Regions from separate parts of the Homo sapiens genome. Here regions 2, 3, 4, 5 and 6 are each linked to region 1. A link is a contact called in ENCODE Hi-C or POLR2A ChIA-PET data. All regions are on one chromosome and are shown on one strand. Each heading gives the region's core, a stretch centred on a gene start or an enhancer-like site at or near the end of the contact. The rest is flanking DNA. Distances are from core to core; before and after follow the strand shown.

Region 1 (4,672 bases), core at 1,096-3,595:
CGCCTCCTGGGCTTAAGAGATTCTCCTGCCTCAGCCACCCGAGTGGGATTACAGGTGTGCGCCACCACATCCGGCTGATTTTTGTTTTTTTGTTTTGTTTTGTTTTGTTTTCTGAGATGGAGTCTTGCTCTGTTGCCCAGGCTGGAGTGCAGTGGCATGATCTCAGCTCACTGCAACCTCCGTCTCCCAGTTCAAGCAATTCTCCTGCCTCAGCCTCCCGAGTAGCTGGGACTACAGGCATGTGCCACCATACCCAGCTATTTTTTTTTGTATTTTTAGTAGAGACGGGGTTTCACCATATTGACCAGGCGGTCTCCCACTCCTGACATCAAGTGATCCATCCACCTCATCCTCCCAAGTGCTGGGATTACAGGCGTGAGCCACTGCAGCAGGCTCTGAGTGTTACTTTTGAAAAGCTGAATAAATTTTAATTTCATCAAAACCTCTAAGTAAATGAGCACATTAACTGTTAAGAATGTGGAAGAGATGGTCCCCTTCAATGACTATTGGCCTGCAGTAAAATCAAACAATTAATGAATAGAGACAGAGGCACAAGGAAGAAAAGGGAAAAAGATTACTGAAACTGCAAACAATAAAATAAATTCCAAACTGAGCACGGTAGCACCTGCCTGTAGTACCAGCTACCTGGGAGGCTGAGGTTACACTTAAGCCCAGCAGTTCCAGGCTGCAGTTCACTACGACCATCCCCTGCACTTCAGCCCGGCCAATACACTTAGACCCCCATCTCTAAAAAACTGCCTCACTGCTTCTACCTTTTTAATGTACTTCGCTATTAACACAGAAACTAAAAGGCAGGGTCAATTTTATCACGGACATTCTTCTAATCAATAAAGGTGGCGATCTATTTTGTAAAAGGGAAAACATGTATCTCATCTTTTAAATCTCTATTATATACAAAAAACTACAGCACGCCCACTTCATAACTGGACAAGATACGACATTACAAATTGAATTGCATAACATCTTCCAATAAAAAACCGATGAAAACAATCTTATATGATAATCAATTATCAGTTTTCAAAACTGTTTATCACACTAAATATGCCTCTTTTGTATAAAAGTCAATAATTAAACTCTCTAATATCTTGAGATAAAATATTCCAGGCTTCCGTGCAAGAAGAAATACCATATAATCAAAAGAACAGACTGGCTGGAGTAACAATCCCCACATTATTATTTGATTAAAATTCAACATTTTTAGTTCAAGACATATCAAAACCTTTAAGAGTATATATAACGGAATCATTTGGGAAGTCAGAAAAGCAATTGTTAGAAACAGAATTAACAAATTCCAGACTAAAGAAAAGTGATTTGAGTCCAAATACCTCGCCTAAAATTACAAATATCTTTATTAACTGCACTGCCAATGTTTTGCCTACTATTTTGGAGGGGGCAGAGATTATCTTAAATAAACTGAAATTTGTGCCACACGGACCAAAGTCTTGCCACTATACTGAAAATAGTTTTACTCTAACAACTCTTTAATGAAAATGCAATGTACAGCTAATTAAGCATGAAATTTCAGATGACACACGCATGTTTTGTGCCTAAAGACAAAATTGTCATTAGGCACAAGGCATGCGTGTGTCATCTGAAATTTCAATTTTAAGTTGAAATCTGAAATTGACACTTCAAACAGTTACGGCAGAGCTATGACTATTTGTTTCAAAAACAATATTACTACATTAGCATTACTGCCAGGCGGTTCCAAATGACGACAGGCACTTTTTAATCATAATCTGCGCCACTGAACAAAGAGGGCGACATGAATCCAGGAACGACAGTGCGGCAGTCTGAGGTCGCCAGGAAAGAGATGACAACAGAGTGGGTACCCCACCGAAGGAAAGGGGCAAAGACCTTTGTAGAGATGGCCTGCGCAGATACAAACAAAACCACGAAAAGGGACCTCAAAGAATGGGAGACAGCGTTCACGAAGCAGGGGTGGGGGAGGGGCCCTATTCTAGTTCTCTTCCTCAATTTGAGTCATCTTCCCATCGCCACTAAACCTTACGGCCAGTGATCAGTTCTTCGCAAGACCCAAAGCTCTGAAGCTGAGTCTGAGTGACGAGAGGAGACGGGAAGAAAACGGGGACAGAGAGGGCACTCCCTGTTGGGTGGGGCACCACATTCCCGCCGGGCTCACCCAGCCCCGGCTCGGATCGCCTTCTCTTTGGTCTCTCACACTAGCACCCCAGAGGCCGCAAAAAGCACCTTACCCAGCTCGCCATGGAGCACAGCCCCAGGACGCTCCCCATCTCCACAACGTCACAAGAGCAGCGGATACAGACAAGATGGAGACAGCTTCTTTCTCGCCTTTCCGAGATTATTTACTATCTGCGAGACACTTCCGGACGCACAGCGCAACCCGCCCCTCAGCCTCGCGTCACTTCCTTCCAGGCCTGGGTAGGATAAAACACGGAGCGCGCAGCGCTGAGACTGCGCATGCGCGTCACTAGACGACACGGCTGTCTTCTTTCCTGGAGAATTTCTCAAGGACTGCTGGCTGGAAACTTAACGGCTAATGTGGATCTGACCGTAGTTTGCCAAATTAAGAAAACGGTGTGAGCAAAACCCACCTTTACCTACCATGCACTTGCATTTGGGCATTAGTAGAGAACAGAGCTGAGGTGGTGGTTGACGTTTTGCCCTCCTTCATCTGAGGAACCTCTCTGCTTTTTAGGGGATTGCTTCCTCTTTCTCAGTCTTTGTCCGTCCTAACTCCACTTATTTCCCATTTTTCCCACGTTTGCATCCTGTTTTGCTCTTGCGTTTGCAACGTATTCCTGCAGCCCGCTGCCCGGAACAAGTTTTATTGGGATATTTATATTCATCTGTGTGCTTCAGTTTCTCTGTATCATTTCTGTTTGCTATTGACTTATATTTTAATTTCTTATGCTATTAAGATGTTACAAGAAATTTGCACGTTAAAATTATTTTTAATTAGTTAGATAAGACATTATCAAACTCAAACATTGATTTCGAATGTCATGAGCTGTTGAGGCATGTGGAACCCTTGCATATTAGGTGATGATGCACATCTGCAGGGAATGCATTCCTATAAAAGTTCCAGTTATTTTTTTAGAGTTATTTGTTCTTGAAAATATTCTGGGAAACAGCTCAAACTTGAAATAGTCATTCCCATAACTAATAATAAGAAAGTGTTGTAAAATCTACAAAAATTGCATGGGTCGAGGTGGGGTAAACACCTAAGAATCTGGAAGAATGTCAGAATCCCTACTCCTAGTTATTGTAACCACTAAGGGACAATCTTGCTTTATTCTTCTTTGCCTTATCTGTGGTTTTGTAGACCACTCTTAAAGCAAAGTATTATAATAGAGCATCCATAAGGTTTAAAGAATTGTGGAAATGCTTGTAATCCCAGAACTTTGGGAGGCTGAGGCAGGCGGGTCACAAGGCCAGGAGTTCAAGACCAGCCTGGCCAGCATGGTGAAACCCCATCTCTACTAAAAATACAAAAAATTAGCCGGGCATGGTGGCACGCGCATGTAATCCCAGCTACTCGGGAGGCGAGGCAGGAGAACTGCTTGAACCCGGGAGGCAGAGGTTGCAGTGAGCCGAGATTGGGCCACTGCACTCCAGCCTGGGCTGCAGAGCGAGACTCCGTCTCAAAAAAAAAGAATAGTGGAAATGGAAATTACAAACCTAACAATATTTTTAATTATGCTAAACTTAATACGTTATTTATGGGAGAAGAGAATCCTAGTATCTCAAGTCCTTAAACTTTTCAAAGTACCAGAGAAGGAGACAAAAAACACTTATATGTGAGTAACTTTAAGGTCGTAAAGAATATGTTTATTAGCCAAATGGAGAATGGGTCTCTTAAAATTTAAATTTGCACAGATTCTTGTCTCTTGCTCCATTTAAGAGGGTTTCTGAGATATTCATAAGTTCTTGCACTATTCAATAGAGTTTTTTCACCTGAGATATTCAGAGTTAAATACAAAAGTCATATTAATCTTTCTGGAATGTAACACTTGGCCTTGAAATACATTAAAAAAAATTTACTTTTATTTAACCTGTAGGCTATGTGGAGTGGAATTTGCTCACTTAAGTTATTATATATACAACATTAATTGGACACGACAGTATATATAGACTATTTTATTCGTTAGAAGAGTCTTCGACACCAGTCTCATTTTTCTCTTTGCCAACTATGAAAGAAAATTGAAATGATGACTTTTTCAAATTTCAACCCAAACACAGCTCAAAGCATAGTTTTCTCAATATATACCAGCTATTAGTAGGAGCACCCATTTCTCCAGGTGACTTCCTGTAGCACACGTATAACTTACAATGCCAAAATTCAAATTAGTCTAAGTAAGTACGTTAGTAAAAAACATTCTATCTAGCTGAGCATGGTGGCTCACACCCATTATCTTAGCACTTTAGGTGGCTGAGGCGGGCAGATCACCTGAGGTCAGGAGTTCCAGACCAGCCTGGCCAACATGGCGAAAACCTGTCTCTACTAAAAATACAAAAATTAGCAGGGCATGGTGGCACACCTCTGTAATCCCAGCTACTCAGGAGGCTGAGGCTGGAGAATTGCTTGAACCCAGGAGGCAGAGGTTGCAGTGAGCTGGGATCGTGCCACTGCACTCCGGCCTAGGTGATAAGAGCAAAACTCTGTCTC
Region 2 (4,672 bases), core at 1,055-3,554, 4.8 Mb after region 1:
AGGGTTTCACTGTGTTAGCCACGGTGGTCTTGATCTACTGACCTCGTGATCCGCCCACTTCGGCCTCCTAAAGTCCTGGGATTACAGGCGTGAGCTACTGCCCGGCCATGTGTGTATTCATTCATTCATTCATTCATTTACTCATTCATGTAACACATATTTACAGAGAACCTCTTTAAGTGTGTCAGGCACTATTCCTGGCAGTTGAGATACAAAACAGAACACACATTCCTGGCCTCCTGTGTCTTGCGTCCTAATGTGATGAGAAATATGATGAAGATTAGTAAGTAAAATAAATTATCCATTACACTGTGATAAGTATTAAAAAGTAAAGGAGGAAATATGAAATATTGGGAATGGAAACATCATGACTTAAAATATGCTGACAAGTAGAGGGACTGACTGAAGAGTTGGACATCTGAGCACATATGGAGGGAGCATGATGGGGAAGAGTGTTCTAAGCAGAGGAAACCACAACTGCAAAGACTATGAGGTTGGCAGCTTGTGGAGAGCTTTCTGGGAATACAAAGCTGGGTAAACAGTCTGTGGGGTCAAAGAGGTAATGAGGGGAGGATTTTAAAGCCATCGTTAGGACTTTGGTTTTTACTTGTGTTGGGAAGCCACAGGAGACTTTGAGCAAAGGAGTGGTACGATCTCACTTCTTTTTAAGTAGATTTATTTAGGATTCTGTATTAAGGATAGAGTCAAAAGACTAGTTCCTGGTCTACCGTAACACTATAATCCAAACAAGAGATGATGCAGATTGTAGCGGAGGTGGTAAGTAGTTGGATATACTTTGAAGGAAGAGCCAACAGGTTATATGCCAAATGCATATAAGACATAAAAGAGAGGAGTTAAAGGTGGGTTTGAACAAGGAAAGATGCAACCATTTACTGAAATACAAAGACCTTGGGTATGAGTGAGAAGGGGTTGAACTAGCTGACATCTTACAGTCTGTGCCTGGATTCAAATCTCAGCTGTGTGTGTCTCTCTCTCTGTAAAATGGGAATAATAATAGTGCCTACCTCATAGTTTATTATGAGAATTAAGTGGGTATATATGAATAAAGCACTTAGAGCAACACCTGGCACATTGTTAGTTAATATTAGCATTACCTCTTCAAGCTGGAATCTTCGAGTACATATCAAATTTTAGCTATTCTCTGTTCATGGGCTGTGTAGGATAGAGGGACAAAACTGAGTGGCTAATAAGAAGATAAAGATAGAAAACTAAGCTTAAAGTTAAAGGATATACACTTCAATATTTCTACATGTATGGAACAGTATTGCATACACGCGCAAGCATCACTGAACTAGATGCACCCTTCAAGAGATTGGGTTACATATTGATATATATGAATGAGAACCCTGAAATAAACTGATTTCAGAGGAATAACAGAAAACATATACATTTCTATACCTATAAGGACACTGAAAACTTCCAATCCTGAATCAAACAGTTAATGAAATCCCAAAATGCAACACTAATGCAAATGAGAAGACGCTGTCATAGAATGTTGAAATACATACTCTTCTAAAGATAAAAGGTCTGCTCTTCCACCCTCTTCATTTTCCTACAAATTAGGAAAATTTAATCAGTTCTGAAAAAGGAAATGTACATGCTAAAATGGTGAATTACTGCTAGAGTTCTGATGTTTAAAACCACAGGCTTGCGATCAAAATAACCTCTTTAATTTTAGATTATCATGCAGATTAATTTCTTCAGTTTCTCAGGCACTATTCTGTTTTTTTTAAAAAAAGGGTGGGGTTTCAAAAGAAAACTAATACTCATTTTTTCCCCGATTAAATTGCTCAACCATTAAAAAGGAGAACAAATTGGAAAGTCCTACAGTACTCTCTCCCCTCCGTCCCCCCCCTCCCCATTTTTTTTCTTGAAAGGGAACAAGCAGTACTTTTGCTAAGGGATCTTTAAGCCGAAACTCAGCTAGGCGCCCCAGAGCTTCCTCAGGATAGCAAAGCTGGATTTTTGAGCAGCACCACCTGCTGGTCCTACACACGTTTTACTTCCTCCACCCCAAATCTCTTTCTGTTGGAACTGCACTCTTTCAGAGCCTCTGGGCCCTAATACAAAGCAAGCACACTCTAAAGAAGCCAGAAGAATGCAAGCAGCGAAGTCGCCGCTCCCCACAGGCAAGAGAGTACCGGCAGACAGCGGCGCGAGACAGGGGCAGAACGATGAGGCGCCGGAGTTAGCTCGCCGGTGCGGGTGCGGGTGCGCGGCGCGTCGCGGCCCCTCCTCCGCGACGCGCCGGGTGGTCACGTGACGGCCGCGCGCGTTCCCGGCAGCTGCGGGCTCCGAGGCCAGAGAGAAAAGACTGCGAGGTGGCCGCAGCTGTGGCCGGAGAGGTGGGAGTCGGAGCGAGGCCCTCTCGGGGGAGCAGGGTGAACGCCGGCCACTCTAGGATCCTCACTCGGGGAGAGGAGGCATAGCTCGCGGTGTCACCTCCAGCCGCAACGTACTCCGGGTCGGCCTTGCGCTCGGGGCCTGAGAGGGGCGGCGGCGGGGTCAGGGGCCGGTACGTAGATGGACGCCCTTGGGCTGGCGCGGCCCCGGCTGTCCGCGCAGAGGCGGGATGGGACAGTTCAGCCCTTTCCGCCACCCCCGCCTTGGCTGCTGGGGCAGGCAAGACGACCGTGACAGCCCCTGCGCTGCCCGAGGGCGCCGCAGCCCCTGCCCTGGGTGACGGCCGGAGCTGGTCTCGGTCCGGGTGCGAGGGGCGGAGCAGCGGCCATTACTGCGCAGCCTCTTCCGCCTGAGCCCGCTTCGCTGCCTCGGGTGGCAGGCGGGTCCCTCTCCTCCCCTCTGGGCCGTGGTTTTAGGCCTTTACCCGGGGACCTTCTGGCCTCGAGGTGTAGGGGCGGCGATGGTTTTTCGGCGGTAGCCTGCTCCATGTTTTCCCGTGTGGGGTCAGACAGTTTGGGCCTTGGGTCAGATCGAAGCCAGGGCGTACAGTCTGCATTTTTGCCTTTTCCCGGAGTGTCTCTGGCTGCTGCTTTCTCTTCTCTCGCTCTTCCTCCTTTTTTTTCTCCTGCTCAGTGTCTCGGTCTTGCCTAAAACGAAGAGAGCAATCCCTGCACCTTGTCCTAGTGAAGCCCAGCGCTGCATATTCTTAGTTGTTTTTGACGGCTGTTGAAGCATCGGAACAATTAAGAGATCTCAGAATATCCCTTGAGCCTCCAAACCCTCTGCATCTTAAAAGCTGAGGCTGTTGCTTTGTTCTGATTGTTGGGTGGGGAGTTCTCTTCCTACCCTCCATCCCGTCTGAAGGAGTGTGGGTCTTCCATTGTTGTCGCTATTTATTTTGCTAAGGCTTCTAAAGAATGTAAAATTGTTTTAAGAGTGGAGACGGAACCGTCCTCTCCACAGGTAAAACCTACAGGACTGTAAGTTTACACACACATCCTGGCAACTAGAATCTTTTCTCGTTAATCATATTGGTATATGTTTTAATTTATTTTCTCTAAGTGCCATTTTAGTGAGCACTTATTTCTCAAGTTTTGAACATTTTGTTTAATATTTTTGTAATATCGAAACAGTGTAGAACTGAGGAGAGAAGAAAGCCCAAAGATGATAGGGTACGCTTTGTTCTTTGTATGATTGGCATTTCAGGTAGTGGGCACATCCCCCCCACCTCGTGTGTGTACTTTTCAAATGGGATGTGAACGTATAATATTGGCATTCAATCCAGTATATAATTATAGAATTTGGAAGACTTAGGACATTTTAGTCAGTGAATCTATATTTAGACTTTTCAAAGACATGGCACGTAAGGACACGTGGAGAAAATGTCCCACACAGATAACAGGATTTGTGATTTTGGCTTTGCTGTTTTATGATTAGCAAATATTGTTTGTATAGAGTGTCTGGGTGCCCTAAAAACACATGAAAATAGGTCAACTAAATCTCGTTTTAAAGAGAAAACCGGAAGAGTGAACACCACTCTAAAAATAGATTTTGGATGTGTTTGTTTTGGTGCCTTGTATATCTTAAAGTGGAGGATGTTGTTCAGCCCAATCTTTCATTTAGAATTTATGTCTCAAATGAGCCAGTGTATCATGTGGGCAGACTGGAAATACATTTAAATATTTTTTTTCTTCGCTGGTTGTTCAGAACTTGGTAGAATTATAATTATCAGGAAAACTCTCTCCAAATAGCTGGTCTTTTAGACAAGAGAAGAAAAAAGAAATAACTTCTTTTAAAAGGAGATGTCAACTTACAAAGTGTTTTGTTTCAGTCTCCACCAACCTAACTTGTCAGAGGAAAGGAACAGACTTTTTTTTTTAAAGGATCCAAAACGATATTTTGAGTCAAAAGAAGAAAAGGATATTAAATCTTTTGTTTTCACAATATCGATCTTTTTAAAGAATATTATTTTATATGTTAACCATATACTACCAGGAAACATCTAACAGCACTGACAGTTGGGAATTCGAATGCGTATTTTTCTCCCGTGTTAGTAATAGAAGGTACTGAGCCTTTTCCATTCTCTTGGTTGCCTTGTGCCTGAGGAATCTGAATTTGTGAAACAACATCTTTGTGGATATAGAAACTAATTTATGTAACACTTGGCTACAACCACCTGTGCTTACTTACGGACTATCTTTAGTTTTCATGGCGTGTTACCTTTTGGGTTAATTCAAATCCAAAATGT
Region 3 (4,672 bases), core at 668-3,167, 3.8 Mb before region 1:
AATAATCTGTAAACTCGGGAAACCTCTGAACTGTCTCCTTAGGACAAATAACATACAATTTAGAAAAAAAAAATCCCTACTTAATACTGCTTTTTACTAAATTCATGCCTACATTAAATTTCAGGATCAAACTTAAGTGAATGATTCAAATCATTCATTAACATACATTAAGTGTTTCAGGACCAAACTTAAGTGAATGATTCAAATCTAACTCTGGCTTTTTAAAATGTACATATGTCTTTTTAAAAACCACACATCACAAATATCTAAACTATCAAAGAATTGCATTATTCGAAATTTCAATAGCCTGATACTAGTGACTCGGTCAGTGCCTGATTTTTTTTAAATAGCAGAAAATATTACCATCAAAAGACCCCTTTCCAAATGCTGCTTCTGCTTTTTTGTTTTGTAAATAACAGCTTTGGAAATGTATGCAAAAATATCTCTAAGTTACACAAGTCGAGCTCAAACACTTTGTGGAGCAAGGTTACTTAACAGGAGTCCCAGAAACAGCTAAAATTGTAGGGAAAATTTTGCGTATGTATATATGGCATTGTTTTTTCTGCGCAGAATGTCCATATAACTCAGTTTCTCAAAAGGCCTCAAAACTCAAGATTAAAAGTGCCTGGAAAGACCATCATCTTTAGAGAACATATCACAGGCAACCCAAGACTTATTTTTTATCCCAAGTTAGGGGAGGATTTATCCTAATTTTGTGGCTCCTACACAACTTCTGAGCGACGCAAGCATGAAATGGCTGTCCGATACAAACAGACCCCTTCAGATACGGAATGCAGCAAACCCCTAATTTTCCTTGAAGGGGCCACGGAAAGCCAAACGGATTCGTAACCCGGTTGCTCAATGGTCCATTGGCTACTGCAGGACGCGCCCTCCTCTTACGCCGCAGGGGCTGCGGGGCGGCGACCAGGTTCCTCCGAGGGGCTGAAGTTCCCTTGGGGGTGGCTGAGAGCGGCCGCATCTCTGGCAGCATCCTCCCTCCCGAAAACGCGCCCTAAAAGTAGCGGCTGCGGGCGTGGGCACAGCCAACCCCAGCCTGCGCCTACCAGAAGTCGGGAGGGCGCGGAACTGCGGCCCCTCCGAGACGCGCCCGGGCCGCCGCCGCAGCACTGTCGCAGCGACCTTCCCGCCCGGGTCCCCGCGAGCAAACGGGCAAGCCCCGTTATCACGCAGGTCACACACCCCACGAGTAAAAGGAAAAAACCGGGCAGACAATAAAGCCCAACCCGCGGGGGCCCAAGCGAGCTGGAAGTTGGGGGCGCTGGGGCTGCAGCCCAAGGAGGAGCGGCGGGGACGACGGGATGCGGGGCTGATGCGCCTGGGACGCGGCAAGCCATATGTCAGCCCGGGTGCTGACAGCGGGGAGGACACTGGGCACGCGGCGGCGTCGGGGAGGCGGCCGGGGTAAGACAGGCCTGAGGCGGGAGGGGAGCGGCGGCGAGGTCCCGAGGCGCCGCGGTCGGCCGTGACCCCCACCCCAGCCGGGGCGCTGTCCCGTTCCTTACCGGCAGGGAAGCTGCGGGCTCCGCCGGGGCTATCCCGGCCGCTGGCCTCCGGAGCCAGGAAGCGCCCCCACATCGCGGGCGAGAGGGCCGGGTGGGCCAGGGACGCCCGACTCCTCACGTCCGTCCTCCTGCTTCTTCGGCGGCGGAAACTTGCGCGGAGCGTGGGCCTCGGCGACACGGGCAGGAGGAAAGGCGGGATGGCTGGTTAACGGCTGCTCAGCTACGGGCGGGGAGCGCAGGGGCCAGATTCGCCGCACTGCCGGCGCCTGCCATGGCCAAGCCGGCTGGGCTGAGGCCCGCGCCGGGGAAGCGGCGACTCGGCGGTGACGGCTGCTAGATCCCCGGCTGAGCCCAGGCTCAAAGGCTCCAGGCGAAGTTGCAGCTGCGGGTTCTCTCCGCCCCCTCCGCCGGCAGAGCCAGAGCCGGGGCTGGGGCCGCGAGGGGGCGGGGCCTCGGGCAATGACTTCAGGCGTGCGCGGCGCCGCGCGGGGCGGGGACTGCGGGGGGCGGGGACTGCGGGGGGCGGGTGAGCTACCCCGACCCCGCTTCGCCTCCTTGGCGGCGACTGGGCTGTCCCGCCCTCCCGCCGCATCCCTCTGTCTCCATCCTCCCGCCCTGCGAGTTGAGTAGAGGGCAGCGACTTGGCCTATTTTGCGATACTCGCCCCTCCCTTGGGTAATCCCTCACGCCCTCCCTCCGGGCACCTCTGTGAAGACACGTGGAAGACCTGCCCCTGGCGTCACAACCGCTCGAGATGAAAAAGCCAAGCCAGGGCGCGGCTGAGGGGGCTTCCAGCCTCCCTTGGAATTAGGATTGGGATTTAAATCCTCATCTGTATTCCTTCGTTTATAGATTACTTTAGGGGCAGAAAAGGGGTGGTTTTCCTTTACTAATTTAATGGGGGCGTGGGGGCAACACAGGCACCAGAATATAGCACCGGGATGTGCACCGGAAAAGGCCCGGGGGTAATTAGTACCCGAGGGGGAGAGGGGCCGTCATTGTAATCGCACAACGTTTCAGATTAGCAAGCAGAAAGTAAAAATGGCACCAAAGTCTGTAAAGGGAGCCCTTTCCTCCTTGCCCCCTACTCCTTCACGTTCTTCCTCTTCTTGGCCAGTTTCCACCCTTCACCTGAACCCTTAGTGCAGGAGGAGACGTCCTAAGGAAGGGCGAAAAGGGACAGCATCGTTTTATTTTTAAATCTTACTTCTCACTGGCAATATGGTGATGCTTCCAACGTTTAGTTACGAACTAGTTCGTATAAAAAATTCTGGGCCAGCACTGTGGTGGGAGGCGGGCTCTGCAGTAGGCCCATCACTCAGAGGTAAGTCGGAACGCAGGTCGCTTAACTAGAGAGGCTTTGAGTTCCGCTTTTCCTGTTCTGGAATCTTGCTAACAAAGGCCTCATATTTGCATTTTTCCCTTAAAGACATTTTAATTGGGAAATACTACTTAAAATTCTTGGAAGTTAAATTAGATTTAGGTGTGTGTTCTATCACTTACCACATCCGTGTTGTAATTTATCTGATTGGAGTTTTACATTTAGTCTCCCTGTGGTAGACTTCCAATTATTTCTCCAAATCATGTAATGTTAGCCAAGGGTCAGCTGTTTCTGATGATAAAAAGATACAGAAACATGAAAGACGAATGTGATTGGTTCCTTTTTATTATTTTAATGTGCACTAGCTCGTTTTATCTAACACTTGAAGAGGATAGATTTTTTTAAGTCCCAAAAAGAAAATTAGCAGAAGCTATAGCACTATGTATAGATTTTTTTTTCATGCTTTGTAGTTACCACAGTCTCAGGAACAGAATTTTTGAAATTCATTTGTGATGCAGTTCTAAGAAGTGTATAAAATATTACAGAAATATCTTGGCCTTTGCGAGTTTAAAATACACTTATTATTTCAAAACTGCCAATTTCCTAATTCTAAACAGTGTTTAAAGAAAATCGTTTACTCGGGTTTTCTACATCTTTTTATCAATATAAAGGGCATGCTACTACACACAAAAAAAGTACATGCGAAGGTGAAAGTATCTAAAATATTTCAATATCTATTACAGAGTAAAAGCAAACAGTAAAAACATGTTGCTCTTTTGGCACTTGGCACCAAATATGAAATTTTTGTGTCCCTAGTAATTAAACTTGGGAGGATAGAGGGCTAATGCAATTAGAACTAATTGAAATACTAAGTGAGAATATTATGTTGCTAAAGTATCCATTTCTTTTAATCATATGAATTCTGAGTATATACTGAACTAATGCTTCCCCCCAAATCCATGATACATGGATGATATGTACATGGTATGATACAGCCATGGTTTTCAGAATGATTAAAATTTATCATAACACAAGTTGGAGAACCTAAGGACTATCTAACCATTACTAAACCCCATGTGGTAAACTGCCATATTTTTGTTTTGTTGTGACAGTGTGTTAGGACTACAAGGAGAATTTTAAAAGCAAAGACAGTTATCGTTGAACCTCAATAAACCTCAATCTTGGCAGTTGTTCTGTGCAGATATAAGTAATGAAAATAGTGACTCTGTGTATGTGTGTGTGTGTGTGTGTGTGTGTGTATAAGTATCATTGCTCAGATGAAATTAGGATATTTAATGTTTTGGGAGGGGACTTTTTAAGAATATAAACTAGATCACAAAAGAAGAAAATAGTACTAAAAATGCCACATTTAATACCAAACTATATTAAACTATTTGTTTAAAATGTCTCATTTCAAAAAAAGACATTATTTAAAACTGAAAAATAAGTGTTGCATTTATAATTCTTAAATTTGTATATAAATCTTTGAACTGATTAAGTTGAGCTATCTTACATGTGTTTTTCTGATTCAAATTTATCAGATTGTGCAAACATCATCTACAGAACTGAAGAGGGATATGACAATGAATAAAAGTGATATTTTTAAATTAGAAGAGCCAGGTGCAGTCACTCATGCCTGTAATCCAGTGCTTTGAGAGACCAAGGCAGGAGAATCACTTAAGCCCAGGAGTTGGAGGCTGTAGTGAGCTGTAATGATTGTGCCACCGCACTCAAGCCTGGGCAACAGAGCAAAACCCTGCCTCTAAAAAATAAATAAAATGAGAAGGAAACCCCATGCATAATATGAGGAAAGCTCAAGAGAGCTTTA
Region 4 (4,672 bases), core at 948-3,447, 3.7 Mb before region 1:
ATTCAGGATGGATCACGTTGTACAATTTTCTTTCCACTGTTACTAGTTCTTAGGGGCAAAGTCTACAAACAAGGGAGTCTCTCCAGGGATGTACTGTGCCCCAGGCTACAGCATCATTCCCCCATTCACAGAGTCCCCTCAAAGGCAGCAAGATCCCTCAAAATAGCTTTAATTCTCCTGCTGAAAAAGCAACTTCATTTCCCAGAGTGATTAAATAAGATCATTAGAGGTCAAAATTGCATTACTCCTCAGTTTAAAATTATTCTTGACTATCATTCCTCTACAATTTTAAACAGGATTAAAGCAGGCCTAAGACACTTTCGCATTTTCCTCTCCTCATATTGGATCTAGTCCCTGTTTTATTGGCAATTGTAAAGTTGAAAATCTGGAAAATAATATATGTATCTCTTAACCACAGAGATTATTCCTAAACATATTTCAGAGTAATACTCTTTACATACTCCCATCTACTTTGACTTTCATTTAAGTATTTTTAACAGCTATGCTGTAGTTATGGTGAGCAATATATACACAGGAAAACGGAAGTTTGATAACTAGTGACACAATAAGTAGCTCCCTCTGTGGCCTGTGGCCTAAGCTGCACTTCTCGTATAGCCAAAAGTGGTTTGCAATCCCTGTAAGGTACCTAGCTGCTATCAGGTCAGGAATTTACCTAGCTCCTTGGGAAAGATGACCCAAGTGCCTTAAAGCTCTCTTAATTCAGTAATTATAATAGAATCAATAGAAGTGGTATAATTATAGAACCTTAAACCAAAAGCTCCAGGGAGATAGAGATGCGGTAGACTGGCCAATCACTGCCTCCCACCCCACACTCTCTGAGACTGTCTCCACCCAGAGCTCAAGCAGCTGTGTCTATACCAGGTGGCCACTCTCCTCATCCTCTACTCCCTTTCAAGCCAAGATGAACCCACCAAGAATCTGAACTAAAAAGCTTGAATCAGAAAGATGTAGGTAGGGCATCATCTGGCAAGGTCAGAGAAAGTCACAGCTGGAGCCAGGCCCCAAAGTAGTTCAAAAGCCAGAGGGTAGCTGGAGCAGATAAGCCTTGAGTGAGCACAGAACGTGGGGCTGCTGGGAGGAACAGGAAACTGGAGCACACTCATTGAGAGAGGCAACAACACGGGACCTTGAGGATCCAGGAGAGGCTGAGGGAACAGTTTCAGTCCTGACTTTCCAGTTCTGGGCCCATGTGGCCTGGTGAGACTTTGTTGCCTGTCCTTAATGAGACTCCCTGCTGTATCCCTACAGCAAACTTGCCTTTATTTCAGCTAGCTTCTGAGGGTTTCCTTTTCTGTAACTCAGCAATATGTAATAGATAGGCCTGATCCTCAGCCTTTATGGACAAGACCGCTGAAGACGGCGAAGCCACACTGTTGGCTAGTTCTAGAACCCAATTTGCCTTGTTCTTAGTTTTGTTCTATTACCCAGTCTATGTTGTTTTTTTTTTTAAATTTGAGACGGAGTCTCACTCTGTCATCCAGGCTGGAGAGCGGTGACACAATCTCAGCTCAGTGCAACCTCCACCTACCGGGTTCAAGCGATTTTCCTGCCTCAGCCTCCCAAGTAGCTGGGTCTACAGAAGCGTACCACCTCACCCCACTAATTATTGTATTTTTAGTAGAGGCGGGGTTTCACTATATTGGCCAGGCTGGTGTTGAACTCCTGACCTCAAGTAATCTGCCCACCTCGCACTCTATGTATTATTGAGCACTGAAAAAGTTAGATCTCAAAATAGTAAGCAATATTCCAGCATTGGTTTTGCTTATCATGAAAACTGTAAGTTAAACCAAGTTTGTTCCCACATAAAAACACACCTGATACAAATGCTTGCTTTCTGTCGGTTCACCTCTACCAAGGAATTGCAATTCCAACTAAACATAAAGAAGAGTGGCCTAAAAATAATTTGCATTCACAAGATATAGAAATTACTCATTTCTCGGTAAGTCCTGGCCCAGTATGTATATCCCATTTCCTCCCTTAAACTGTATCTTGCACCGGACTATTCACAGACACAATTTTTTAAAATTTAGTTTAATATCTGTCAAGTTCACTTTTATTACAAATATTACCCTTAGATGCATTTTCAAGCCTTTAAGGAAGAGATGTGGCAGTGGAACAGATACAAGAACTACTGAGTGTGTCATAAGGGGCGGTTGCCACCACTTCCTGTGCATGTCCTCTGAGTGACAGTGAAGAGGATGTGTGTGGGTAATGGCTCCCCGTATACCTGGGGGGCTATGTCACATGCAAGACAGAACACTGACAGGAACACCCCAATTGGAGTGGGTACTAATGTGAGCCAGGGCGCTTTTATCTTTCTTGAATGTTAATAAGGAAAGCAAGCTCAGAGGATGGTTTTGAACACTGAGGAAGAAGCACTGGCTTAGCTTCCTACATTGTGATGTTAATAGGTTTGGAAACTGGTTGTTTGGTAAGTTGCATCTGAAAGGTTCACCAGGTCCCAGGAAGTCTCTAGTGACCTAGAATTCAAGGTTGGATAGTTTCTGAACTCCTAAATATTGTGAACTGGCTAAAGGCAAGCTCTCTGAGTTAACCTAGGATTTTCTCTAGCATTCCACCCGTTAAGCAGAAGGTTTAGCACATGGAGAAGGAACAGAAATCAAGTATGCCTACAGAATGTGTAAGTTTGTTAGAATTAAAATTTGTCAACCAAGAATAAATGTTTAATGTTTTGGTATACCTTCAAAAAAGTTTAAAATTTGCATTAAGCCACAGAGTTAAAGATATCAGAATAATATGTTTGTTTTGCTCATATTTCTATAAGACACCAAAAATTACAATAAAATTCCTATTATACATTTTAGAATACTACATATGCACTGAAGATTAATCTTTTACAGTATCAGAAAATTCCATTATCTCATATAGTTACAATAGAATTTAAATTCTGGTTTAGCCCTCTCACAGATAAAATTAAGTATAGTTTTTATTGTGTTTAGATAATTTTACATTATTAAAATGTTTTCAAGAAGTACACTGGGACTGAAATCAAAATATTTTGGCAACTTGATTCAGAATTAAAGGTTTTTTGTTTGTTTGTTTGTGAGACAGGGTCTTACTCTGTCACCCAGGCTGGAGTGCAGTGGCATGATCTTGGCTCACTGCAACCTCCGCCTCCCAGGTTCAAGTGATTCTCCTGCCTCAGCCTCCCGAGTAGCTGGGATTACAGGCGCCTACCACCACACCCAGCTAATTTTTGTATTTTTAGTAGAGACGGGGTTTCACCATGTTGGCCAGACTGGTCTTGAACTCCTTACCTCAAGTGATCCACCCACCTCAGCTTCCCAAACTGCAGGGATTACAGGTGTGAGCCACCGCACCCGGCCAAAGGTTATTTTTTACACCTCTCTTTATTGAACAGAAATGTGACCTGTGAGACTGTTCATATTCCCCCAAGACAATCCATGTGCTTCCTTGATACACACATTAAAGACCATACAAGAGAAAGTTTTAGTCATCATGAAATCACGTCTATAACAAAAGTAGGACACAGCAGGATAAAACATGACCTCAGGACATCAAAACACTTTCCAGCTCTGAACCTACTAAACTTGACCCAACAGCAGTGGAAGAACTTTTGCCCATTAGTGACTCTCCTGAACAGGTGACCCTGAGGCCTAGAGTTTGGTCTCTAACACTACTGACCTTCAAAGGAAACAGAGTACCTTGGGGATAGCTGACTCCATGACATGGAGCATGAAGAAATCAAAATGGGTATGGAACATCCTGTTGTTTTCGGATAGCATGGATGCTTTTATAGAAGCATCAGAATGATGAAAGGACATTCAGGTCAACATAAAGGGACTCTGACCAAGCTGTGAGACTGAGCATTAAATATAAGCACAATGAGGCAGTTATAACACATAACAGTCTGTGATAGAAGTTTAACATTTTAGTAAGAAGGATGTTTATACAGGTTGAATATCCCTAATCGAAAAATCCCAAATCCAAAACTTTGTGAGTACTGACATGATGCTCAAAGGAAATGCTCACTGGGGCATTCTGGATTTTGGATTTTCAGATTTGGGATGCTCAACCAGTAAGTATAGGTATAGTGCAAATATTCCAAAATCCAAAAAAATCCAAAATCCAAAACATTTCCAGGCCTAACCATTTCAGATAAGGGATATTCAATATGTATTGGGTATTTTATTTCTTCTAATAATTATGTCTGTTTAAAATATTTAGGTATGTAGTTATTTCTATCTGGGTAAGTACCAAAGAATAAACATATGGAAGTGGTAATTTGGCCAAATCTTGACAGAAGGTACTAAAATGGAAAGTGGATTGATTAGCACAAAATAATAGGATGCATGGTGGGCACAAATTATAACCAGGTAGAAGGTGGCATTGGCAGTCATACACAATGACCAAGGAAGAAAGACAATTCAACATGTAATTTAAAATATGAATTACTCAGTGTCCTAAAGAGACAAGGTAACTATGAAAATTAAATCTCTCATTACTAAAAATGAAACCTCTAAAACCAAAAGTCCCAATAAAGAATACAAATATTTTAAATAACATAACAGATCAAAATACCCTAATGACATGCCAATAGGTTAGGTACTGTCAGCCATGCAAAACCTAATACATAATTACTGCAAAAGATACCAAGTTTCAAAGACAA
Region 5 (4,672 bases), core at 1-2,500, 3.3 Mb after region 1:
ATGACCACCTGCTGCTGAAATGCCAAAGCCACCACTGTTAACGCTTTGCTCCGCCTTCCAGAGAGGTTATTACAGCTTAAGCTGCGTCAACAACCCAGAGGAGGCTGCTATCTAGTTTATCTGTGTGGAAGGCCTGTAACACACTGTTAACAGAGTAGTTGCAGGCCCTTCCTTGGGATATTTTTCTGCGTATAAGAGTGAATGAACTCCACGGCCAGATCCTCCTAGTCATGTTGCAGTGCTGGTCATGGGACCGCAGAGGGAACAGCACCCAACTGGGGATGGGGAGCTCACAGGCACAGGCCCCGCAGCTGATGCAAACCTTCCCCCTCCAAGGTTCTCTCGAGTCTCTGCCAAGAGTCGGCTGGAGGGCCCAACTGCTATGTTCTTATTGCTGTAATGACTGCAATTTGGCAGCATCCAGGATGGTGTACCGGGAACGGGAGGGGGAAGGAGATGGTGGGCCCCTCTGTTAAACGCAACGCCAGAAGGGACACAGGATGAATTTATTGTGGCCATCGGTCCTGAGCTGGAAGGAAAGTCAAAGGGCTTTAAAGCTGGGGAAAAGCTCTAACTCCTGCTCTGCTGTCAAAGCCTTACTTCCCACGAAGAGTAGGGGCCAGGCGGGCCAACTGTAAGGGGGAAGCGGCCCGGGGTGAGGTAAGAGGACCCTCCTAGGTGCCGCTGCCAGGCGGCGGTTCGCTGGGGCAGCAAGGCGCCCGCACTCGGGAGGCGCCACAAAGGGCCGAGGCCTGCGGAGGCCGCACGCGCAGCTCTCCGGGGCGGAGCCGCCGGGATCGCGGCAGCGGAGGCTGCAGCAGCCGCGGGTAGCCGGGGTGCCCAGCCTCCCAGCTCGGAGGTCGCGGGGGGCGGGGAGGATGCCGCAACTGCAGTCCGAGCGGCAGAGCCCGGCGCGAGCTCCCAGGCCCCCGCAACCGCTGTGAGGCGCAGCGCGCGCCACTGGCCGGGAGGAGCTAGAGGCGGGCGTCTGCACAGCGTCGCGCCACCCGTGACTGCCCGCCTTCAGCCGGGCCCGGGACCCCGTAGCGGCCCATGCCCTGACGGGGGGCGCAGCTGCGGGGCTGGCGAGGCGTCGCGCGTGGGAAGAGGCCTAAGACACCCCGACTGCGGCGGCTGCGCACACCCGATCCGGACGCGGGGCCCCGCGGGCGCGCGCCTCGGAGCTCCCGCCTCCTCCTCTTGCTCCTCCTCGGCGTACGGTCCTCCCCTGACCCCTCCTTCCACCCGCCGAGAGGATGCGCTCCCCGGCGCCCAGCAGCAGAGGCCACCGCTCCCAGAAATGCATGCGACCGATCCCCTTCTCCCGGACCCCAGGAGCCGGCGCCCCCGCCCTGTAGGTAGGTGGTGAGGCGGGGCCCAGCCCTCGCCGCCGCCCGCCGCTGATGCTGCCGCCGAGAGGCCGCGAGCAGGGTCCAGGACCGGCCAAACTTGCCTCCCGCCGGGGGCTCGGTGGAGCGCTCGGAGGTGTGCTAATGGCGCTGGGCGTAGCCCCCTGTGAACCTGAAAACCTCTGCTTGAGCTCGGGAGGCCGAGCGGGGGCGAAGGAGAGATTGACCCTTCCCCGCCCACCCCTTGGGGGGCTCGTGGGGGTGCGCGCCAGTACGAGAGTGGGGAGGACAGGTTGGCATGGGGCTTATTTGGGGAGAAGACCGTTGGATTTTCAGCAGCTCAGGTGGAAATATGTCACTGTGTTTTTCCGGCTGGATTAGCAGATGCGTTCTTCCCATCTTTCTAGCCAAAACATGTAGACAGGCAAAGGGTTATTAGTGGCATGTAGAAGTCGCTGTGGATTTTTGTGTATTTCAGAGCTAGCTAGTTGGTATATAAAATCGATGGGGCAAACCCTTACCGTCAACACGTTAGGGCCAATTTAGAGAAGGTCCTTCTAGAAGTCAGATTATTCTGGAGATCGATGAGGCTGGGATATTGTTGTGCTGAGTATTTAGGAGCCTCTGCTTACGTGAAGGGATGTGTTTTAAGAGTGGCAACTTTGATACAGGTGTCGGGAGTTGAGATTCTGCTGGAAAGATGTACCGGGTCAGCCAGCAGAGGCAGCCTTGTGCCCAGCCTAACTTCCAACTCGATGTTATGCTCTGTATTTCTCAGAAACTGGTTATGTATTAATGCTTTTTTTCTCCTCTAGGTGTAAAGTTTATACATCAGAGCTTTTGGCAAGATTCCCTCTTCCCAGACTATCATTTTTTATTTTATATTCAGCAATAAGGCTTAAAGTTTTGAAAAATGCATCACTGTAAGCTCCAATTTTATAGTCACTTAGGTATAGAGATTTGGAGAAGTGACTCAGTATAAGCTCAAATAGGACAGAATCTTGAATCTGTTTTTTTTTAAATCCTGTAATCTTCTGCATCTTATGCAGAATAAGTACCCATTAGTTATTTGTTGAATGAATGAACTGTGTTTCAAGCTTTCATCTAAAAACCACAATTTAGAATCACAGAATTGTTCTGTAGCCGGTGAAATTTAATTGAATTTCAAAAATTGCCTCTTTGTATAAATAGGCAAACTCAGTTATTTTAACATTTATATTTCAATTCTGACATCTTTAGGACCATATGCTATCTTTCTGTAATATGTCATCAAGGTTATGAGGTAATTCTCCCCAACTCTTAAGTTCATTTCATGTCTAAGCTTGCAAAATTTCCAGTCTCACTGGTAATCATGCCAACTTCAACTGTGCTCTCAAACACAATTTAAAAAGTAAAAGTCGTGTTTTAAAGAAAATTGTAAGTTACGCCAGAGGAAACAATGATTTGGTTAATAAGTGATGTATTCACTTATTTTAGAGTTGAGTTTTTCAGGTTTGATCTAATTATCATGTCTTTTATCACAGGCAAAAGTAGAAATAAAACATGTAGAAGTGTCTGTGATTCTTAAATGATTCAAAATGTGTGATATAGATACACAATTTAAACTGTTTTCTCCTCGGTATAGAAACACATCAGTTTCCAAATTTGACAGCCAGGGGATTGTGAAATGAGGGTTTGCAAGATACAGTGTCTTCCTGCTTTAAAATGTTATATCATTTTGAAAAAAAAAAAGAAAAACAAGGTTAACTGCATCAAACTTTATTTGCTTTATTTTTACACTATGACATTTTCTGTTTTGATTTCATCTTTTTTCCATCACATGAATTTCATGAGTCAGTGTGAACTTCTTTCAGTCTCTGCTTAACAATATTATCTGGGCATGCTCCCAGGTTTTCTTTCTGACATTTTAATGCATCTTTACCATCTTCACTTCATATTACTCAAATGACTTATTTTTACACAATATGGTAGGCCATACTTTATTACTATTGCTTCTCCAACCTACTTATTTTCTTCCTAGATGGATAAGGAAATAAAACTTTCCTATAAAAGTTAATAAGACTGCAGGAACCAACAGTGGGAGGGAACTTATGAAAAAAATTAATTTGTTATGATTTATTAAAACAAAGCCAAAATTCCCTCCTGTAATAAAGATAATTACATTTTACACTTCTTAAATTTGTAACCCAGGGTATTGAGCAATTAATTTACCTGGCTCTTCCTTGCACACTTTAAGCTTTTCAAAAAAGCCCTCCCCTTTGGTTACAGTAAGCTCTCTTTACCTTGTTACTTATAAGCACTTATTTGTTCATTTTACAAGTAGGAGTTGAGCCTTTAACTGCTCAGTTTAACTGCTATTACTTTGGCTTTGGAATCACAGTCAAATAAAAGCTCTAATCTCAGATTTGAAGAGGTATTTTTCTCTTCTGTGTGTCCTACAACCAAATGCGCAGTGCCTCTGGGATTGGTTGACTCACTTTTGGGTCCTACCTCCTGATCCCCCAGCACTCCGCCCCCACAAGCACCACCAGAATGCAATCCAAGACCTGGATTTCCTCTCTTTATCTTCCTAAAGGCTGTATTTTAGAAACCTCTATTCCTTTCTTGCTAAATGCCATTTACTATTGTTTTTAAAATCCCAGCCCATAATTTTTTGTTTGTTTAAATTCAACAGGATCCACTCAATTCACTTGTGCTAAAATCAGAATTGTTGATTGCAGAAAAAAATATACAGAAGTAAATTTGTATGACCTTGAATTTCAGATATAGTGAATACATAAAGAGTGATTGTTGTCTACTGGTCTCCCCTCAACAGTGATACAAAATGCATTTGTTTCTGTACATGCCAGAGAATATGAATTTTCTGTTGCTAAATTTGATCAGAAGCTTAATTGAGAGAAATGATGTTTACGGGGGGTTGGCTGAACAAAGGCCATGACGTCAACCTATTCCCTTCCAATACTAGCTGTTAGACCAGAAGTCTAGCCAGATCTTCAGAAGCTGTACTTTGGTACCTTGTTTTGCATCCTTAACACCCCCCCATATGCCCACACTGAGGGATTTTATTAATACAGTCAGAGGAAACTTACTATTATGTTACTTTCGAAATGTGGTTATGATCATGGTACTTTCTATAGTTTCTGTTTGAAGACTCATGCAAGAAATTCCATTTAACTTTAAATGCCAAAGAAAAGCTTTACTTACCCTGAACAACTTGTGTGTGTGTGTTTGTGTGTGTTCTTTTCATCATGCAAAATGAGAATCAAATCATTGATTATATTTCCCTTTCTAACTTGGCAACTAGGAAATGAACAAATTTGCAA
Region 6 (4,672 bases), core at 873-3,372, 3.2 Mb before region 1:
CACAATTTCTCCAAACCTTCACTTATCCATTGGAAGAGAATTTCTCCATGGATCAAGAAAAGACGGCAATCTAACCACCCCTTCCACCGCTTATCTAATGCTATCCCCACCACCTACATTTCCTTATGGGAATGAAGATCTGGAGGGCCAGAAGGACAACTGGGCAGCAAGAGACCTGATACTAAGGCCGGTCTATCACAGCCACATGGCAGAGCAGGTCACAGTGGATAAGCCTGAGGCCAGCTGCCTCAGGGTCTGCCCTTCTACCCCTTAGTTCTCTCATCTTTCAAAAAGAATAACCCATTTTAACAAATGCACCACTGTGGGTTGAGGTGCTGAGACTGCGAGGTTGTGCCTGTGTGGGGACAGGGTGTATATGGGAACTCTCTATACTTTCTGTTCAATTTTGCTACAAGCCTAAAACTGCTCAGAAAATACAGCTTACTAAAAAAGTAAGTATTATCTCCCTTACAGCACAGTGAGGAGATCAGGTGTGACAGGGCACCTGACTAGAAGACACTCAATGAGCCTGGCTGACCTTTATCCACTCACGCCACCTCCTCAGAGTCCTCCTAGGCTTCAGGAGGTTAAACAGATAAGGGAGAACTTAGGAAGGAAGTTCTCCTTCCTTTGATGCTTTGACCTTTAGCTGAACTCAGAGTGGGCAGAGCAATTACGGGAAAGGAAAGAAAAGAGGCTAATGTCACCAAGAGGTGACAGTGCAGAGCCTGATGTGACTCCGCCTTCACAAAGACTGCCTGCCTGGAGTCTACCACAATTACATCTGAAAGTATTTAGCACCCTCTCATGCAACAGGTATCAAGATGCCACCCAAGACAGTCTTAGGAATGATCCTTGTCCTCACATCATTCCTCAGTGAGCGAGGGCCACCTCCAGTCACCTTCTAGCTGTCATCACCCAGTATGTGAAAAAAAGCCCTCTAGCCATGATAGTTTCCAATTTTACCCCATATGAAATTCAAATACTCATTCACATGCTTTGCTCTTTCAAATGCTGAAATAAATGTATCCCCTTCTCTCTTTCCCAAAGGCTGTCAAGGTGTTCTATTTTCAAGATTCTTTACCCCAATGTTACAATGACAATCACTACTTAGTAGCTACGGTTGCGAGGATGAGAATTATAAATGGGAATAAAGCAGTACTGCCAGATTTAGGAAATGGAAATATTACACAGAACCTACTTATACTAAAAAAAAAAAAAGTTGTTTATCTGAAATTCAAATTTAACTGAAAGTGCTATATTTCATCTGGCAACCCTAGGACAATGGGATAGGACACATTCAGTTCCTGGTTCTGAGTCCACTGTCTGCTCTCTGGTTTGTGCCCTGTTCTGTGGTAGGCTCGAAAAAGGGGTCAGAACATTTGAAGGGCCAGACAGGAACAGAACCACCAGGTCTAGGGCAACTAGAAGTGAATGGGAAACGTGACAAAACGAGAGTCAAGCCCCTCACTAAAGCTATTTAAAAAAAAAAAAAAAATCAAAACTACGCTGGCTAAGGGTTAAAAAAAAAAATCCGTGAGCCACAGTTAGCCCACAGCCCAGCAGTTTGCACTGCAACCTCTACTTTACAGGCACGCGTCTAGAACTAACCACTCTGTTTTTAGGTCTGTGGGCATGTGGCTTCCCACCAGCCCTGGTTCCCATAGCTCTGTGAGGAGCTTCTATTCCACTTCTAGCATAGGCTGCCCTTCAGGGCCAGCTTCCCGGACTGCTCTGGTAGCAACATATGTGCTATCTCTTTGCCACAAATTAGCAAAAGTCTTTGAGATCTGAGGTGCATAAAGCATTATGTGTAAGCTTCTCAACAATTCTTTCACTGGATGAGCAGTAGTTTCACATTTTAGAAGTATTATTTTGTTCTACAAATCAAACTGTAGGAGCTGTCGTCATCATGGGTTATGGAGGCCGAGGCTGTAAAGGAGGAAGTGAATTAACTTTGTCAAACAGCTACCACACTGCACTGTGAGGGGAATTTGATATAATTTAACACATCCAATCCTTACAACACCCTCTCTGGGGTATTATTATCCCTGTTTTACATATGAAGCTGAGGCCCAAGGTAGTGTAGAGAAGAGCAAGGCTGGAAACTCTCTCACGCTGATTTTCTCCACTATACACTGAACAGAGCCCTCACTTTTTTGCTGCTTGCAAACCTCAGACAGTCATCTGAGGCCTCTGAGCCCTCCTGCTCCTCCATGCACAGAAGGCAGCTCTATCTGGGGTCTGAGAAGCTGTGGCCAGGCCTGGCACCAAAATGACACATGCCGAATCAGGACTGGGAGCTGGCTCAACTGAAGACCCTCACAGCACCACCTTTCCTTGCCTGCCCTACATCCTTCAATTCTCACAGCCTTCCTCCTCCTCCACTTCGGCTCTCAGCTCCAGCTCTGTACCTAACTTTTCTCCTCCTGCCCTGTATGCTACTGGGGCAGACAAGATGGTGTTGTCCTATTCGACCTGGCCTGTCACTAGATTTATGGAAAACCATGAATTCCTCTCCTCATGCCAAGCTGCTGTCTACAGCTCTGATATTTTCTGAAGTTTACTACCACCACGGGAGCTAATGTGGACCAGCTTCTCTTTCCTCTTTCTGTATTACTCGACTTCTTGTTGCTATGTGTGCAATTCGTTTGTTGCCAGGTACTCGAGGTTGCCTCTTATCTACTGAGTGGAGAATATATATATATGGATGGGGATTTTCTTCAGATTGAGGTGTCCTGAATTCTCCTACAGCCAATTTTAATGTACTTCTAAGTTGGCAGGAGATATATAAAGAAACAGTAATTATTTAATGCTATTGCATGAATTCTAATGTGCCACTGAGCATTAATTCCCCAGTGAAATGAAAGCGTGGTTAGCAATAGCAATTTCTTTAGAAAAAGAGTCAGAATGACTGATAAAGCCAGTTTTAAAAAATGAGAATTCTAGTAATCACTACTTGTAATGGACAGATTGTTCTGTTTCTAAGAAGTATCTCGTTCTCCTAAGGAAAACCCAGTGTTTCCAGTTCTAGCTAAAAAAATTGGATCATATGCATTTAATGGTTCTCTTTTTTTATGGCCAAATTTTGACATTATTTTATAAAAACTCTTGTGCTGTTACCAAATGGCAGAGGGTACAGGGGAAAAGAAAAAGAATAAAGAAATACTTGACCAAAATATAAGTCCATTTCTCTAAAACATTCTAAGGGATTATAATTTAGCAACTCAAAAGTTAGAGGTCAGAAAAGGGCTTATTCATAGGTGAATATCTAGTCCATTCCTTTTTGGAAGGAAGCACTATTGCTGAGAACACTTTCCTTACATAGAACAGTTTGGCATCAGCTTAGGGTCTACCATTTGTAGTTATTTCCTTATCAAAAATATCTGTCTTGTGGTTGATGACTATGGTCTCCAGGCAGAAGCTGTCACTGAGTTCAGAAGTTGTCACTTTGTGTTTAAAGGTTTAACCTCAGGGTTTTTGGTCTGTTTATTCGGCAGATTTTTAATTAACACGGAAACTTTGAATTCATTAGATTAGCTGTGCTAAGACCTCTGTGGTCAATGTGAGGCCAGCAAGTGACCCCTTGCAGGCCTGTGGTGACAGGTGATCTCCCTCACTTGGTCCCCAGGCCAAGATCTTACAGGGCTTTCCCAACATGGGAAGCATCAGCAACTACAGATCTTTAGTGATCAAGAGAAAAAGATATTCATTTTTGTGGGTTTTTTTTTTTTTTTTTTTGAGATGGAGTTTTGCTCTTGTTGCCCAGGCTGGAATGCAGTGGCGCGATCTTGGCTCACTGCAATCTCCACCTCCCGCGTTCAAGCGATTGTCCTGCCTCAGCCTCCTGAGCAGCTGGAATTACAGGTGCCTGGCTAATTTTTGTATTTTTAGTAGAGACGGGGTTTCGCCATGTTAGCCAGGCTGGTCTCGAACTCCTGAGCTCAGGTGATCTGCCCACCTTGGCCTCCCAAAATGCTGGGATTACAGGAGTGAGCCACCATGCCCAGCCAAAAAAAGGTATTCCTTGCTGGGATATCACAGATGCTCCCTTAATATCCTAAGGAGAGCTAAAAAAGTGTGCCATAGAAAACAAATACTATTTTCATGTAATGTCTAATCTCAAAAGTTTTTTTTTAATACTTGTAATAAAAAGGTAAGCCCAAACATTCTAACTCATACATATATCATTCCACAACTTCAAATTTTCACATTTTAATTTTTGCAGCAGTGACAAAATGATTTTTAAAATTGAAATGTGCTATCTTTAAAAGATTTGTTTATAGATTTGTCAACCTTATAAAGACTAAGCTTTTTCTTTTAGATTCCTTTTTTAAACTTTACAAATACTATGAGGTTATCACTAGTATTACTAGTAGTTAATAAAGTTACTAATTATTTAGTGATCGATGAAAATGAATTAGCTTGAATTTCATTAAAATGAGCAAAGTCAGATATAGTTACCTTTTTAAATTACATTTTTTTATTATTATTATTCTTTTTTTTTTTTTTTGAAACAAGCTATCCCTAGAGTCAAGCCCCATTCTTCAGTTAGCAAGAGGAGAATTGTAGGGCACAAGTATTTCCCTTTTATCCTTTCTTTTGTGTGTGTATGTTTTCTAAAACAGACTTTTTTTTAAACAGAAGTTTTAGATGCACAGCAAAACTGAGT

Evidence for each region. A loop is a pair of places that touch in the nucleus more often than their neighbours do. ChIA-PET counts read pairs that join two places held with the same protein, here RNA polymerase II (POLR2A). Pooled maps may share reads with other maps.
Region 2: a map of CD4-positive, alpha-beta memory T cell shows a loop between it and region 1 (13-fold over the local background). The contact joins the promoter of RNF146 here to the promoter of SERINC1 in region 1. A Hi-C loop is called at or near these places in 1 of 168 maps with a recorded cell type or tissue (CD4-positive, alpha-beta memory T cell), 1 of 37 single-sample maps with no recorded cell type and 9 of 50 pooled maps.
Region 3: a map of CD4-positive, alpha-beta memory T cell shows a loop between it and region 1 (32-fold over the local background). The contact joins the promoter of CEP85L here to the promoter of SERINC1 in region 1. A Hi-C loop is called at or near these places in 1 of 168 maps with a recorded cell type or tissue (CD4-positive, alpha-beta memory T cell) and 7 of 50 pooled maps. POLR2A ChIA-PET finds 5 or more read pairs at or near these places in 1 of 52 experiments (activated CD4-positive, alpha-beta T cell).
Region 4: a pooled map shows a loop between it and region 1 (3-fold over the local background). The contact joins the enhancer-like site here to the promoter of SERINC1 in region 1. A Hi-C loop is called at or near these places in 2 of 50 pooled maps.
Region 5: a loop to region 1 is called in a map of naive thymus-derived CD4-positive, alpha-beta T cell, with 11 times the contacts of the local background. The contact joins the promoter of NCOA7 here to the promoter of SERINC1 in region 1. A Hi-C loop is called at or near these places in 2 of 168 maps with a recorded cell type or tissue (both naive thymus-derived CD4-positive, alpha-beta T cell) and 7 of 50 pooled maps. POLR2A ChIA-PET finds 5 or more read pairs at or near these places in 1 of 52 experiments (CD4-positive, alpha-beta T cell).
Region 6: a loop to region 1 is called in a map of CD8-positive, alpha-beta T cell, with 9 times the contacts of the local background. The contact joins the enhancer-like site here to the promoter of SERINC1 in region 1. A Hi-C loop is called at or near these places in 1 of 168 maps with a recorded cell type or tissue (CD8-positive, alpha-beta T cell) and 1 of 50 pooled maps. POLR2A ChIA-PET finds 5 or more read pairs at or near these places in 1 of 52 experiments (T-cell).

What each region holds. Positions count from the first base shown.
Region 1 is chr6:122,469,462-122,474,133 of GRCh38, forward strand. It overlaps SERINC1 (serine incorporator 1), which reads right to left and starts at 2,346. Exons shown (of 10, transcript NM_020755.4): 1 at 2,238-2,346. The coding sequence starts at 2,276. It also overlaps a transcript of PKIB not described here. RefSeq lists enhancers at 1,996-2,395, 2,446-2,505.
Region 2 is chr6:127,264,560-127,269,231 of GRCh38, forward strand. RNF146 (ring finger protein 146) reads left to right here and starts at 2,305. Exons shown (of 3, transcript NM_001242850.2): 1 at 2,305-2,366. RefSeq lists silencers at 2,264-2,363, 2,464-2,733 and an enhancer at 2,934-2,993.
Region 3 is chr6:118,649,674-118,654,345 of GRCh38, forward strand. It overlaps CEP85L (centrosomal protein 85L), which reads right to left and starts at 1,918. Exons shown (of 13, transcript NM_001042475.3): 1 at 1,524-1,918. The coding sequence starts at 1,596. RefSeq lists silencers at 1,302-1,611, 1,812-2,271.
Region 4 is chr6:118,808,399-118,813,070 of GRCh38, forward strand. No RefSeq gene overlaps it. Among named protein-coding and RNA genes, the nearest start is that of ASF1A, 83 kb to the right of the region's middle. Within about 2 kb of position 2,198, at least 7 of the 41 ENCODE cell types and tissues checked have a DNase peak (open chromatin) inside an H3K27ac peak, as active enhancers do.
Region 5 is chr6:125,789,710-125,794,381 of GRCh38, forward strand. NCOA7 (nuclear receptor coactivator 7) reads left to right here and starts at 1,251. Exons shown (of 16, transcript NM_181782.5): 1 at 1,251-1,358. RefSeq lists silencers at 1-83, 674-1,513 and enhancers at 537-1,037, 1,038-1,538, 1,734-1,833.
Region 6 is chr6:119,312,454-119,317,125 of GRCh38, forward strand. All of the region lies in intron 2 of MAN1A1 (mannosidase alpha class 1A member 1), which reads right to left. Among named protein-coding and RNA genes, the nearest start is that of MAN1A1, 35 kb to the right of the region's middle. RefSeq lists a silencer at 531-825. Within about 2 kb of position 2,123, at least 7 of the 41 ENCODE cell types and tissues checked have a DNase peak (open chromatin) inside an H3K27ac peak, as active enhancers do; they include CD8-positive, alpha-beta T cell, where a contact is called at or near this core.